Regions from separate parts of the Homo sapiens genome. Here regions 2, 3, 4 and 5 are each linked to region 1. The links are chromatin contacts, found by Hi-C or POLR2A ChIA-PET in ENCODE. All regions are on one chromosome and are shown on one strand. Each heading gives the region's core, a stretch centred on a gene start or an enhancer-like site at or near the end of the contact. The rest is flanking DNA. Distances are from core to core; before and after follow the strand shown. Region 1 holds the start of SCAF11 (SR-related CTD associated factor 11). Region 2 overlaps SLC38A4-AS1 (SLC38A4 antisense RNA 1). Region 3 overlaps ANO6 (anoctamin 6). Region 4 overlaps SLC38A4-AS1 (SLC38A4 antisense RNA 1). Region 5 overlaps ANO6 (anoctamin 6).

Region 1 (2,700 bases), core at 184-2,683:
TGGGGAGGAAACTCATCCCGGGCAGGCGTCAGGGTGGCTGGAGAGCGCAGCACGCGCGAACAGAACGGGGGCAGGCGACAGGAAAACGTGTGAGCGCGCGGCTGAAAGCGACTGGGACCTGGGTGAGCCGCGCGCGGGGAGCAGAGCTTAGTCCTGCGGGAGCCGCAAGCAGGACAAGGGCGTGGGTGGGAGGACTGGAAGGTCAGCTGGTAGATGGGGGACACTGAGGGCAGGCAGAGCAACCGGAAGCTTGCTGCAGTCGACGAGAAGAGAAACTAGGAGGTTAAATAATCAGTGACTTTGAAAAAGTCAAAATACCTCCGAGGTAAAACAAAACATTTAACAACCCGCCGGGGGAAAAAGTGGAGGATGGCACACACGTCACTATCTAACCACAACGCGGAGGCCTTTTAAGTAAATAATGATAAAGTTTTTGTTGTTGTTTGAGACAGGGTCTCGCTCTGTCGCCCAGGCTGGAGTGCAGTGGAACGATCTCGGCTCACTGCAACCTCCGCCTCCCGGGTTCAAGCGATTCTCCCACCTCATCTTCCCGAGGAGCTGGGACCGCAGGTGCGCGCCACCACGGCCGGTTAATTTTATTTTTTGTAGAAACGAGATCTTAATACGTCGCTCAAGCTGGTCTCGAACTGCTGAGCTCAAGCGATCCGCCAGCCTCGGCCTCCCAAAGCGCTGGGATTACCGGCGTGAGCCACCGCGCACCTGGCCCAAATTTAATTTTGTGATGTGGGGTTAAGACATGGGAAAGCCCCTAGGCTCGGGGAGTCAGGCGGGAAAGCTCTCCCCCTGGCATCTAAAAAAATGCCCACCAGAAAGGAGGAAAGGTGGGCTTCCAAATTGCCGACTCTTCACTCCACAGGCTGCATTTCAGGTGGGCAGCGCAGCCAGGTGAACACTCAATCCACCGCAAACATGCGGACACTCTTTTCAATATCAGATTACCATAAAGATAAGGAGCACACCCTGCGCAAAATCCTTCCTGTCCAGTTCCCTTAAAGCCTCTTTCATTGTCCTCCGCGACGCAGCCTGTAAAACTGCCAAAGGAGGGCAGAGGCCAAAGTCCACGCGCTGCGCATGCGCACCATCCGCAGTGTGGGCGAAGGGCGGTGCTGGAAGGACGTTTCCCAGAAGGCCCCTCCAGCGCAGCTGCCCTTCCTCCCGCTCACAGGCCGCGTGACGTGACTCCACCCACCACGCTTCTCGGTCTCAAACAGCAGTTTGCCAGCGCCCCCCTGCGGCCCAACTGGGTACTACGAACATGCACTCAGGGCCAGAGCGAGCGAGTAAGCAGAATGTGGCGAGTCCGGCTGCCGCCGTCGTCACCTTAGCGCGCCGACAGCGAGGGAAGGGAGGAGGAGGGAGACGCGCAGGGAGGGGAGGGGAGGGAGGAGGCTAGACAAGGCGGGGGAAGGGGGAGTAGCGGTGGCTTAAGCCGCGCGGAGCAGCGCAACCTGGGTCGCTCCCTGCTTCGCCGCCGCCTCCGGACCGAGCCAGCGGAGTCAGTGTCCTAGAGACCCTGTAACACCACAAAGCGGACGAAGGAGTCCATGTTGGGGAACTTGGCAGCGGAGTGACTGGGACCTGGGAACCTACTGTGGGGCCGCGGCCGGACCGAGCGCCTCGACCTCGGTCTGAGGTAAACACTGGTCGACCCGCGGGGTGGATGGGCTTGGGCAGCTGTCTGGGAGAGACGAGGGTTAGCGGCCGGCGCAGAGCGCTGGAGCGGGCCTAGGGCGACGCGAGGGCTGACAAAGTTTCGGAATCTCGCGCGGCCCGTGCGACGTCGTGCGCTGGGAGGAAAGTTGGAGCTACCTCTCGAAGTGGGGGAGGCTGCGGCCGGGAGGGCCCCTTTCCCTCTCGCTGCCCCGCGAGGGAGGCTCGGCCCGGCCCTGGGCCGCCGCCGCCTCTCTGTCGCACTCTGTCCCATTTCCTCCTTGTGGCCTACGCGTCTCCCGCCGCCTTAGCTGGCGAAGCCTGTCCCCGTCCGGGTGCAGGGTCCTACGGGGGGGGGGGAAGGGGCTCCACGCCAGAACCGCCACAGACACCCTCCTCCCTGCAGTGGAAACGTGTCCTGCTGAGCTTCCGGGCGCTCCCGACCGCGGTGTCGGCTTTTCTTGGGAGACTTTGGTCGCGAGCGTCCAAGCCCGCTAGTGAAACCAAACTTTACTACGCCGTGACCTCTCGAGTGCGCGAATGGGGAAGAGCCGGCGCTTCTAAGCATCAGCCTTTTTCACTCCTTGATCTGAACTTCAAACTACTCATCCACCCCCAGTGTTTTAAATTCGCTACCTGGGCTGACAACTACGGGGCCGGGAGATATAAATTTAGCCTAATCAGTCGCCCCTTCTGAGACCTAGGAATTTTGAACCATTAAAAAGATTTCCTACAGATGGCTGGCGGTCTTGCCACCAACACGTATTTTGAAGTATTGTTTCAAAAGTAGACGCCTGATTTAGAGTACTTGATTTAGACATTCACGGATTCAAATGTTGAATTTTGAAATACTTCCAATATATTTCCGTATTGTATTACATACAGTGTCTACCAGCTGACTGTTGTTCATTCATTTTGGATTACATTTTGGCTAACATGCTACCACTGACCTAAGATACTTAAGCAAAACTGCTGAAAAATGTTTTTAATGCTTTGTGTAGTAGATGCTGATGTTAAATTTTTTTCTCC
Region 2 (2,700 bases), core at 71-2,570, 530 kb before region 1:
TGCCTTCAAAAGACAAATTGACACTCCTGATAGTGTTGTAAAGGGCCAGTAGAACTTAATGGTCCATTCTTCATAGGGTCCTTCTAAGGGTCATTTTAAAAGGAGAACAAAGAAGCAAAGTTTTCAAGTCACAAAAATAAATATTTAATTCTGGAATTTCTGGCCTAAGTTAGCAAATGCTGGGAGCATTTGGGAGGATGGCACAGGAAGGAATGGGCCTCCTGGGACTCCCCTGGTCACATGGGTGGCTATCTACATGCTAGTCCTGGGTGCCAGTAACACAAAGTCAGGGTTCAGGCTAAGAATTTCTAAAATTCTGACCACTGGGCCCTCAAAGGAAGCCAATCTGCTTACATCTGATTTCAGTTGCTTATGTTTTGCATTTTTCTTGTAGAAAAATAAAGAGTTATTTTGGTCACATTATGCCACTGAAATCACAGAATGTTTTCCAATGCTTTTAATGACCACCCTGAAAAGAACAAATTTATCACTGTCTCACAACTTCAGAGAGTTTTTCAGAAACTATAAACAAAATATTTCATAATAAACTCTCTCTCTCTCTCACACACACACACACACACACACACACACACACACCCCACAAAGGAAGGAGTAACTAAAAATGCTCCATTCATCAATGATCAATTTTGGTCTTACTATAGAATTCTTTTAGTGTGCATTTTCCTTGATTTACTGGTGAGTAAAAGCATGCCTTCCTTTAAGGATTTCCATGTATTTTCTGCTTTTAGGCTAGTGATGGTATAAAATGTTTATCTTGGTTGCCAACTCCTGTGGATTGTTAGTGGCTGACTAAAGCCCTACGTTGACAAAGTTGCTGAAGCCATGTCCAGGTACAATGAGAAAAAAAGTACTATAATTGATTCTCATGTTTGCCATGCATGCAGAGGGAAAAATAATCACATGCCATCAACTGTTTTTGCCACTTGTCATACACTGCCCCCTCTACTGGTCCCCCTTGAAGTAATCCCTCTTCCAAACTAGTTCATACTTTAACCTTAGAGTAGAGAATAAAACCAGGTCTAATCTAATTAATATTTCACATTTTCTTGATCATAATGATAGTTTTATGGATACTCAAATAATCCAGTTAGAGGCAGTAAGACTTTAGTGGGGGATGCCACACCAAAGACTCTCAAATTTTGTCTGCAGCATTTCAGCTTGGGAGGCTTTTATGGTTTCTAGTAACTATATTGCAACCAGGAGAGAAAGATCACCTGAAAATGAAACCAACCCAGAGGTAGTGGAAACAAAACTGATGAGAGGAACTCTCCAAGGCATGTCATTAAGCCCTATTGAAAACTAGGCTTAAGCTACATAGAAATGTAGTGGGGGTGGAGTGGCCAAGATGGCCAACTAGAAGCAGCTAGCATGTGTGGCTCTCACGGAGAGGAATAGAGGGGCGAGTAAAAACAATACCTTCAACTGAAACATGCAAGTACTCGCATTAGGATTAACCAAGGAAACAACCTGACACACAGAAAACAAAGAAAAGCAGGACACTGAACAACGGCCCACTGGGGAACAGCACAGAGCCAGGGGATCCTCCCCAGTCCTAGAAAGCAGTGAGTGAATGAGTGACCCTGGGATCGCTTCTCCAACAGATCTTTGCAACCCTTGGCTCAGGAGATCTCCCTGTGAACCCACACCACCAGGGCCTTCAGTCTTCAGTCTGACAGAGCCATCTGGATTCTCACCAGAACAGCCACTCAGGCATGTGTGGAGAACGTGGAGGTTTAGGTGCTTGGGCTTTCTGGCAAAAGTAGCTGCAGCTCTGGCAAAATCGGAGGTTAGATTCCTGTACCTACCCTTAGGAAAGAGGCTGAATCCAGGGGGCTGAGCAGGAACAGTCCACAGGCCCCACATCCTCACCACCTCACAAGCTAAGACCCACTGGCTTGAAATTCCAGCCGGCTACCAGCAGCAGCATTGCACCTCCCTAAGAAGGAGCTTCTTGGGGAGGAGTGGGCTGCCATCTTTGCTGTTTGAGTGCCTTAGTCGTTCCAGCCTTCAGGTTTTGGAAAGTCTGAGCCAATCCAGGGCAGAAGAGATCCCCTAGCACAGCACAGCTGCTCTACCAAAACATGGCCAGTCTGCTGCTTTAAGCAGGTGCCCGATCCTGTTCCTCCTCACGAGTGGGGCCTCCCAATCAGGACCTCCAGCCACTCCCACCTGAGCTCTCCAGCCAAAAGAACTGTGAATTCCCCCTGGGAGGGTGCTCCCAGAGGGAGGGGCAGGCTGTTATCTTTGCTGTTTGGGCAACTTAACTGTTCCAGCCTTTGGGCTTCAGAGTACCTGAGGTGACCAAGGGCTGAAGTGAACCCTCAGCACAATGCAGCTATTCTATCAAAACAAGGCCAGACTGCTTTTTTAAGTGGGTCCCAATCCTGTTCCTCCTCACAAGGTGAGACCTCTCAACCAGGGTCCCCAGCCACTTCCTACAAGTGTCTTTGGGCTGACAACAGGTTCGTACCTCCCTGGGATAAAGCTTCCAGGGGAAGGGACAGGCTACCATCTTTGCTGTTTCACAGGCTTCATTGGTGACACCTCTAGGTTTTGCGAAATCCAAGGTGACTAGGAACTGGAGCAGGCCTGAAGCATACCATAGCAGCCCTATGGAAAAGTGGCCAGACTGTTACATGGGTGACTGTTTCCATATCTCTTCACTATGCAGGTCCTCCA
Region 3 (2,700 bases), core at 32-2,531, 580 kb after region 1:
TGCGTCCACTCTTATTTCCAATATATTGTTCACGAGAGCCAACAGAGGGGCCAGTGGAAAAGAGGCCACAAATAAGGTGACGAACCCAAACTGAATAACTGTCAATGGAATGGACACACATCATGGAGTGGTGGTGGATGGAAGGACAACATATTTTCCTTTACTCTTGAAAGAGAAAGGCAAACGAACTAAATCCCAGAGAGAAAACACATCTGTGGTAAATAATAATTTAGTGTTCAACAGTGAAAGAATTCAAACAAAACACAAATATAAAATCTCTGGAAAGAAGATTAATTATAGCCTGTTTCTTTCACATGTATACACTTAATAGGAACAATATATTTAGACATCTTTAGTCAACCAGAATTATTCGCTGGTAATAAACTTGAGACATCATAAGCATATTATTCATTCTCAGTGTTGAAATAGAATGTTGAAAGAAGATTTGTGGTTTAGGATTTTTTTTTTAAGAAAAAAGAAATATTGTGGCATTATCTAACAAGTTAAAGACAAAAAGAAATGGACCCATGGGAAGGCTATACTTAGAGAACGTTAGAAGAAATATGCTGAGAACAAGCAAATGAGTGAGCTCCCCTGAGTCTGCAAATGCAAATGCAGTGCATTCAGAGAATTTGACAGTAATAGAAATCACAGAAATATATGTGATAAAAGTGTCTTAATAAATTATAATATCCTTCCTTAAGAATCTTGAAGTTAGTTGCAGTCCTTGTGGTCATAATAAGTCAAAATTTGAGTGGTGGCTTAGAAGTTCTTTTCTCCTTGTTTGTAATTGACACGGCCTTATTAAAAATGGGGCAGCAGAGATTTTGGGGTAAGTGATACCACGGAGAGGAAGAAGTAAGAAAATATCCTCAAGTTTTAGACCCTGCCCTCCTAACTGGCAGACCTTCAGAGGAAACATCTACAGATATGTAACTAAAACTGTGGATGGGAGGAAAACATAGAGTTCCATTAGGCCTCATGCTCAGACAAGGGGCAGGGATGACTCTGTCAGGAAGGGCAAGGCTGTGGAGGGTGTGGCGAGGCAAGCAGAGCTGGCATTTGCTTCTGGTCAGAGAGCCAAAGGGCATGTTGCAGAAGAGCAGACAGGGCTAGAAGGATCCAGTAAGTCCCACAGGCCAGGCAGGAACACTCATGCAGAGAAGTCAGCCAGGCAAGGACCAGAGTTGGTGATGCTACAGAGTCATGAGCAGCAGCAATAAGCAGTGATGTCAACTTCCCTATGACTCACCCAACCCTAAATAACTCATCAGCCCGCAGGGCATGCAAGTAATAGCCATGTGTGGAGTCAGCCCGTCAACTGTGGTAAACTAGCAAGCGTGTGTCCTATGGAAAGGGACAGCTCATAGTTGCCATGTTGGAATGAGGGCTCCATGTTGCCAGATCTCCTGATTGTTCAAGAGAAGCCAGAGATTAGGATTATGTTATCAGTAAACCTTGTTAAAAATCCAAAAGAGAAAAGATACCATTTATAATGACAACAAAAGCATAAACTATTTAGAAATAAATTAATGAGAAAACTAAGACCACTATGATAATTGACTTAAGAAAAAACAAATAATGATGAATGAATGAGTGGTAGGATGTGCCAAACTCTTGATTGGGCAAACTTGAATTCAGGGACATATCAAATTTTTTTTCCACAAAATAATTTAGAATTCTAATGTAAATTCTGTTAGTAATCCCAAATGGATTTAAGAAAAAAAAGCTGACAGGTCAGCCAGGCATGGCAGCTAATCTCTGTAATCCCAGCACTTTGGGAGGCTGAGGCGGGAGGATTATTTGAGCCCAGGAGTTTGAGACCAGCCTAGGCAACATACCCTGTCTCTACAAAAAATACAAAAATTAGCTGGGCATGGTGGTACGAGCCTGTAGTCTCAGCTACCCAGGAGGATGAGGTGGGAGGATTGCTTTAGATGAGGAGGCGGAGGTTGCAGTGAGCCGGGATTGTGCCACTGCACTCCAGCCTGGGCAACAGGGCGAGACCCTGTCTTTCAAAGAAAGAAAAGAAAAGCTGAAAAGTGATACTAAAGTTCTTCAAGAAATATAAACAGGTAAAATAATGAACAGGGATGTTTGCATAGACAGTATTGGGAACATTGTGAAAAAATAAAATGGGATAGCTCTGGGAGATATTGAGTGTATTATAATGCTATGGTAATTGAAACAGTTTAGAACTAGTATATGAATAGATAGTATGAATTAACCAGGGTGAATTTTAAGAGGAGATGCAAATATTCATGGGTTTTTATATATTATAAAGTGATACTTTGAAGCAGTGGATGCAAGTATTGACACAGCTAGCTAAGTCATGGGAAAAATTGGTATGGGGCCATCACTTCTGACACCAAAATAAATTCCAGATGGATTAAAAATATTATATTAAAAATAAAACACCAGAAAAAGCCCATATAATTTGTTCTGATATTCAAGTGAGAAAAATTTTATAAGCAACTTTTGAAACCAAGAATAACAACAACAAAAAGTCAACGCAAAACACCCACTGAAAAAAAAACAACCCTTGCCTGCAACTTTTTCATAATCCTATACTGCTCTCTAATGCTTTCTCTGCTTGCTTCTACATGTTACAGTTGAGTTTTCTGAAGGAAGTGTCCACCTTCACAACAAGTGGTAGAGTAACTACTCCCTGAAGCCCCGCATCCTGCTGAGACCCTCACC
Region 4 (2,700 bases), core at 190-2,689, 560 kb before region 1:
AGGCATAAAGCTCTACAGGTACACAAATAATATGAAGAGAGAATACTCAAAGTATTTAAGTGTTGCCTTCCCTCTGCTCTTGAGGAACCCAGGAAGATTTTGAATGAGTCTTATATGAGTGGGTATGCATGCCACACCTATTAAACAGACAAACAATATAGTTAAAGTGAAATGCTCTGACTTGCATTTCATCAGTCATCAGCAGATAGAGCAGAGCTATAAGTTTGTCTACCTAGGATGGTGGGCAAATTGTTAAGAGGTAAATATATAAAAAACAGCTGCTATTTTAGAACCACACAACATAAGGGCTTTGCACATTCCCTTTTGTGTGACTTCAGACCATGGAATAAGCACATACTTTAGGAAGACGTGCTCTTGTTCTAATTATGGAAATGACTGAACTGATCAAATTACTGGCAGCATATCCTGCGTTACACCAAAGAAACAATTCCAACAAAGGGCTTTGATTTGATGATTGAAAATTGCCAGCCATTTCTGTGGGACTTTGAAGAAACGGAAAGCTCAACTGATGAGAAAAGCATAAACAAGGGCAGTGGAAGGTCGTTTAGCCTTTATTACCACTGTGGTGGTGGTTGTTTTAGCTTTAGTTACCACTGCCTAATTCAAAGAAAAATAACTATTAAGAAAAGGAGTTATATTAAGTCTCTGTAAACTTTGAAGAGAAATCCTGATTTTTTTTCTGATGATTCTTCTTATAGTTGGATGTTCAATTTGTATCATATTTACTAGATTTTAAAACAAGTACTTTTCCCAATTAAAAAGATTGAGAAAGAGGGACAAGGGAAAAAAAATGGCCTAATGCTGATTCTGATTGGCTCATTTCCTGTGTCCCATTTCCTGCAAATAACAACAAAAGATTCACTCTTTGCCTAGATTGGAGAATGAGAGGCAACTTGCCTGTGGGTGTTTGGTTGAGGGAGGTGGTTAGTAAAGCAACAACAGAAGGCAACCCCTCAATCATTCTTGAAGGAGAAATGCTTGGTATTTTTTCAAGGAAATAGAATCAGACTTCTGGGAGTGCCTAGGGGCATGAAATAGAGAATTCAGTAGCCCAATAAATATAGTACACATTCTTGTCATTTCATGTTCTAGACAAGGTAATTAAAATATGCATAAGATTTTCTGCTCCCCAGTTATTTTTACTTCCAGGTAGATTGAACAGTCAGCTGATTCACCTTCTTGGGCAATGCCCATTCATTCTTGACACTCTCCTATTCCCCATCCTGTCCATAATCCCTCCTCACACACAAGCACATGCCAATAGGTGAGATAGCAAAAGTAATAATATGTCCATTTAGCACTAGTATGCCTTTAGAGATGTTGAATTTTCTGTGGCAGATCTACAAACTATCCAGTTTTTCCCAAAGGGGTAGCTTCTGTCAAGTGCAGAAGGACACCAAGAAGTCACATCTCTGAATATCTTTTTCTTTTTGCCCTTTCTGGCTGGCCTATATGACAAAGAATGATGAAATATTCATAAATTACATTTCTATTTGCCCGTACTTTACTGAGAAACCTGTACTGACTTGCATAAAAATGGCATACTGGTTAACCCTCATCAGTTAGTTTGTATATTCCTGCCTTCTCAGGCCAGCCTTCTTCATCTCTCTGCTGACAGAAATTTCATTCCTTCCCTGCCCTACTCTCAAAATGTGTTCTCAAGATAGAACCCAAAAGACTGATTCTTCTTCAGGGAAGAAATAATTAATGAAGCTTTAAGTGGGTTCTTCTTTAGTATAAAGTGCTTCATTTTGAAAGGGGAGGAATGAATTTATAATTGTAGAATTTCAGATTTAAAAAAAAAATTAAAAAGCTGAATTTGGTGGAAAGGTCCTCTTGGTGCCTCTGAAATCATGCCCTCCTTACCCAAGAGGTCACATTCCTTCTGGAGTTGACGCAGGTGCCAAATACCCCAAGAACTGACAGCAGTTCATCACTTGTATTTCATTTGCATCTGCTCCACTGATACTTACTTACTGGTTGTGTGGGCGTGTGTTTATTTGCTGTGAGTTCAGCAGTTAGAGGAAGCTTATGTGGTTAATGTGCTTAGCCATGAGATGAGATGTAAGCTGCCTGTCCACCTCTATGGAGCCCTGAGCTTCCTTGCCTGTGGCTTCAGACACTGGGTCCCTTTCTCTGTTGGCATTCCCACTAAAGCTAGAAACTCTGACCTGAAGAACCCTGCTCCTTTATATCTCCTTTATCAGCAACTACTCTGGAGGGGGCAGGAGAGAAACACCATGAGGTCAACAGGATGCTTGTAAAGGGTACCTTCTAGGCTCCCTCTTCCACCTCCCACCCTGCCAATTCCTCCAGATAAGAAGGAAGCACTGCTGCTCCCATGCATTTTCATGCAAGCAAAACCCAAAATAGTTGGATAGTAGAACACATAATACTATGTGATCACCATCTCCTCCTTTCCCTCTCCAAACCTTCTCTTCCTGTGGTGCTCAACACAGGAAGAGCCTGTGTGTGTCACAGTAATTGTTGACATGGGCTTGGGAGCCTACCTGGGTACAAATCTCAACACCACCACTTACTCCATCTGAGACACTAGGCAGACTTCCTAATTGCTCTGAGCTTCACCTTCTTCATCTATAAAATGGAGAAAATAACTATTTTGCAGATTGATATGAGGATGAAATAAAATAATGCATGCAAAGCACTTAGCAGTACGCC
Region 5 (2,700 bases), core at 6-2,505, 760 kb after region 1:
AAAATGTGGCACATATACACCGTGGAATACTATGCAACCATAAAAAAGGATGAGCTCATGTCCTTTGCAGGGACATGGATGAAGCTGGAAACCATCATTCTCAGCAAACTATCACAAGGACAGAAAACCAAACTCATGTTCTCATTTATAGTTGGGAATTGAACAATGAGAACACTTGGACACAGGGTGGGGAACAGCACACACCAGGGCCTATTAGAAGGTGGGGGGCTGCAGGAGGGATATCATCAGGAGAAATACTTTATGTAAATGATGAGTTGATAGGTGCAGCAAACCAACATGGTACATGTATACCTATGTAACAAACCTAAATGTTGTGCACATGTACCCTAGAACTTAAAAAAATAATAATAATAATTAACAACTGACAGTGGCACATACAGTAGCTCTACCATTAATTTGACAATAAACTCTACAGGTTACCTCTTCACAGAATTTATCACTTTTTGAAAATTAAAATTTGAGCCAGATGTCTTCTAAATTCTGTTATATCACAACAGGATTGGGGCTATTTTGCCTATGCATGCACCTGTAACTAATTTCCTTCTCCTGAGGCAGAGAGGACCCTTCTCCCCTTCATATGTAGCCTCTTTCACTTCCAAGGACAGTCAGCCTGATCCAGCCAGGATCCCGGAAGGGGCACTGGAGGCTGCCTGGAAGAACTTGCCCCAAGGGTGGATTAAATACCTGGGAACACACCCAGCTCACAGCTGGAGGAAGGCCACCTGGGATGAGGCAGTCACCCAGAAATGTAGAGACAGACAGGCATGCTAGTTCAGGAATGCCGTCAGTGTGAGGGAGGGAAGGAAAAAGCCAGGAGTAGTTCTCAACTTTTTGGACTCCTGGTACACTTCCAAATACTGGAATTTTTGACTAGGGGACTTTTCTTGAAGCTGTTTTTGCACAAGACTGAGAAAATATCCATTTTCCATACTGAAGAATGAGGAGAATGCTCAAGAGCCACAGGTGCTGGAGTTAAAAGGCGGCATACCACCAAGCCTCCTTGCTAGTTCTGCTCAGATGTCATGCCACTCAACTAGGTCATTCCTCAGCCCTGAGAAGCTGCTTTTGAATAGAATTGTTTACTGCCAGGCCTGGATTTCTATTATGCCCAGGAGGTGGTTTTCCCACATTGCAGTAAACATTTGATCTTTCTTACGTGCCAAGCTGAAGTTAAGCCTCCCATCTCTTATTGCAGGAAACTGTACCCCACTCTTATTCACAGCCCTACTTAGAACAGACAGCACAATATGACTAAGGAAGACTTGTGAAAATACAACAGTTTCATCACAATTTAGGGCTAAGATTTAAGATACCACCAGTATGACAGCTAAAGAAGGGAACAGAAAAGTACAGCTCCTGTCACTAAATCTGTAGGCACAGACAGGCCACAACCAGAGTCTGCTACAGGAAGGAGGAGAAGTAGCACCACATTGGAGAGGACTTTATTTCCAGGGCAAGAGGGTGATTAGGAAACACTGACAAGAGCAACACAGAATCCAAAGAACTAAAGAGACTGAGGTCCTAGGCATGTTTCTGAGATAGGAGTTTGAACAACTGAGGAGGAAAAGGACAAGCCAAATTATTAGAACTGAAAGGTTACTGCTGGACTGATAGTAAACACTGACAAGAGCAACACAGAATCCAAAGAACTAAAGAGACTGAGGTCCTAGGCATGTTTCTGAGAAAGGAGTCTGAACAACTGAGGAGGAAAAGGACAAGCCAAATTATTAGAACTGAAAGGTTACTGCTGGACTGATAGTAAATGCTGAATTGTCTCATCTTGCCTGCCTGGAGTCAGAATTGGTTCCAGAGACTGGAATGTAGCTGAGCTAGGAAGTGGGAATCAAAAGCCCAGGGGTGGGGGTGGGGGGTTCTGTCAAGGCTGGAATTCAGTGAGAGCCTAAAGCCTGTTTTAACTCAGGCAGGGAAGATGACTAAGAGTGGAAACCAGGCTCGAAAAATCATGAGTCATTCTTAAAAGAAACCAACATCAGTGTCAGTAACTTCCCTGGGAACTTGGAAAAGGGGCCTGAACAAATATTTTGGAATCTAATATCCTGCACCAACACTGAACTGCTCCTTCATTTGGATAGGTCACTCTAACTTTTCCGTTCTCAGAGCTCTTTCAGTTACCAAACGAGACTAACAATATCTGTTTGCAATATTTTTACCAGTAAAAAAAAATCAGTAGGAAAAAAGGTGACCTTCTGGAGAAATAAATTATTACACATGAACTCCTTATACATAGGGAGAGTCTGCAAACAGTTCCCTCCGAACCAGTGTCACACTCATCAGTAAACTCATCAGTGCAATAATCCTCAGAATGAATGTGCAGTTCAGTTTCACAATTACAGCAGGACAATTAAAATCTGAATTTCTGTAAAATGAGATAGGAGTGAATTTTCCTCACACATTCTCTTCCAACTTAAGAACACATTTGCTAATTTCCTATAATTGGCAAGGCATTATGTGAACTGCTTAAAGAGATTACAAAAATAACTAAGACCAAAAGCTACCTGACTTTAAAGTAAAAACAGAATTAGAAGGTTAAGGATTGTTAGTCTGCTACCTATAAGAAACGAATACTTCAAGATTTAATTCAAAATACATTTTCTAGATATTCTTATAGTTCCAATACACTAGATTACTACTGATATCTATAACACAGATGAATCCCCA

Evidence for each region. A loop is a pair of places that touch in the nucleus more often than their neighbours do. ChIA-PET counts read pairs that join two places held with the same protein, here RNA polymerase II (POLR2A). Pooled maps may share reads with other maps.
Region 2: a map with no recorded cell type shows a loop between it and region 1 (10-fold over the local background). The contact joins the enhancer-like site here to the promoter of SCAF11 in region 1. A Hi-C loop is called at or near these places in 1 of 168 maps with a recorded cell type or tissue (naive thymus-derived CD4-positive, alpha-beta T cell), 12 of 37 single-sample maps with no recorded cell type and 11 of 50 pooled maps. POLR2A ChIA-PET finds 5 or more read pairs at or near these places in 3 of 52 experiments (A549, CD4-positive, alpha-beta T cell and HepG2).
Region 3: a loop to region 1 is called in a map of gastrocnemius medialis, with 5 times the contacts of the local background. The contact joins the enhancer-like site here to the promoter of SCAF11 in region 1. A Hi-C loop is called at or near these places in 1 of 168 maps with a recorded cell type or tissue (gastrocnemius medialis), 1 of 37 single-sample maps with no recorded cell type and 6 of 50 pooled maps. POLR2A ChIA-PET finds 5 or more read pairs at or near these places in 1 of 52 experiments (activated T-cell).
Region 4: a loop to region 1 is called in a map of chondrocyte, with 2.8 times the contacts of the local background. The contact joins the enhancer-like site here to the promoter of SCAF11 in region 1. A Hi-C loop is called at or near these places in 4 of 168 maps with a recorded cell type or tissue (HCT116, chondrocyte, gastrocnemius medialis and 1 more) and 11 of 50 pooled maps. POLR2A ChIA-PET finds 5 or more read pairs at or near these places in 2 of 52 experiments (H1 and MCF 10A).
Region 5: a loop to region 1 is called in a map of gastrocnemius medialis, with 2.6 times the contacts of the local background. The contact joins the enhancer-like site here to the promoter of SCAF11 in region 1. A Hi-C loop is called at or near these places in 1 of 168 maps with a recorded cell type or tissue (gastrocnemius medialis), 3 of 37 single-sample maps with no recorded cell type and 9 of 50 pooled maps. POLR2A ChIA-PET finds 5 or more read pairs at or near these places in 2 of 52 experiments (H1 and activated CD4-positive, alpha-beta T cell).

The regions. Positions count from the first base shown.
Region 1 is chr12:45,989,307-45,992,006 of GRCh38, reverse strand. It overlaps SCAF11 (SR-related CTD associated factor 11), which reads left to right and starts at 1,433. Exons shown (of 15, transcript NM_004719.3): 1 at 1,433-1,654. RefSeq lists enhancers at 320-519, 1,000-1,069, 1,080-1,279, 998-1,711, 1,520-1,729 and 1 more and silencers at 1,400-1,449, 1,790-1,889, 2,290-2,359.
Region 2 is chr12:46,516,016-46,518,715 of GRCh38, reverse strand. The region is part of intron 3 of SLC38A4-AS1 (SLC38A4 antisense RNA 1); the gene reads right to left. Among named protein-coding and RNA genes, the nearest start is that of SLC38A4-AS1, 130 kb to the right of the region's middle. RefSeq lists enhancers at 1,123-1,302, 1,473-1,562, 1,753-1,802. Within about 2 kb of position 1,320, at least 4 of the 41 ENCODE cell types and tissues checked have a DNase peak (open chromatin) inside an H3K27ac peak, as active enhancers do.
Region 3 is chr12:45,414,097-45,416,796 of GRCh38, reverse strand. It overlaps ANO6 (anoctamin 6), which reads right to left. Exons shown (of 20, transcript NM_001025356.3): 17 at 1-98. The region is part of intron 5 of LOC105369743 (a long non-coding RNA gene); the gene reads left to right. Among named protein-coding and RNA genes, the nearest start is that of ANO6, 200 kb to the right of the region's middle. Within about 2 kb of position 1,281, at least 9 of the 41 ENCODE cell types and tissues checked have a DNase peak (open chromatin) inside an H3K27ac peak, as active enhancers do; they include gastrocnemius medialis, where a contact is called at or near this core.
Region 4 is chr12:46,546,415-46,549,114 of GRCh38, reverse strand. All of the region lies in intron 3 of SLC38A4-AS1 (SLC38A4 antisense RNA 1), which reads right to left. Among named protein-coding and RNA genes, the nearest start is that of SLC38A4-AS1, 160 kb to the right of the region's middle. Within about 2 kb of position 1,439, at least 5 of the 41 ENCODE cell types and tissues checked have a DNase peak (open chromatin) inside an H3K27ac peak, as active enhancers do; they include mammary epithelial cell, where a contact is called at or near this core.
Region 5 is chr12:45,233,911-45,236,610 of GRCh38, reverse strand. The region is part of intron 1 of ANO6 (anoctamin 6); the gene reads right to left. Among named protein-coding and RNA genes, the nearest start is that of ANO6, 19 kb to the right of the region's middle. Within about 2 kb of position 1,255, at least 27 of the 41 ENCODE cell types and tissues checked have a DNase peak (open chromatin) inside an H3K27ac peak, as active enhancers do; they include gastrocnemius medialis, where a contact is called at or near this core.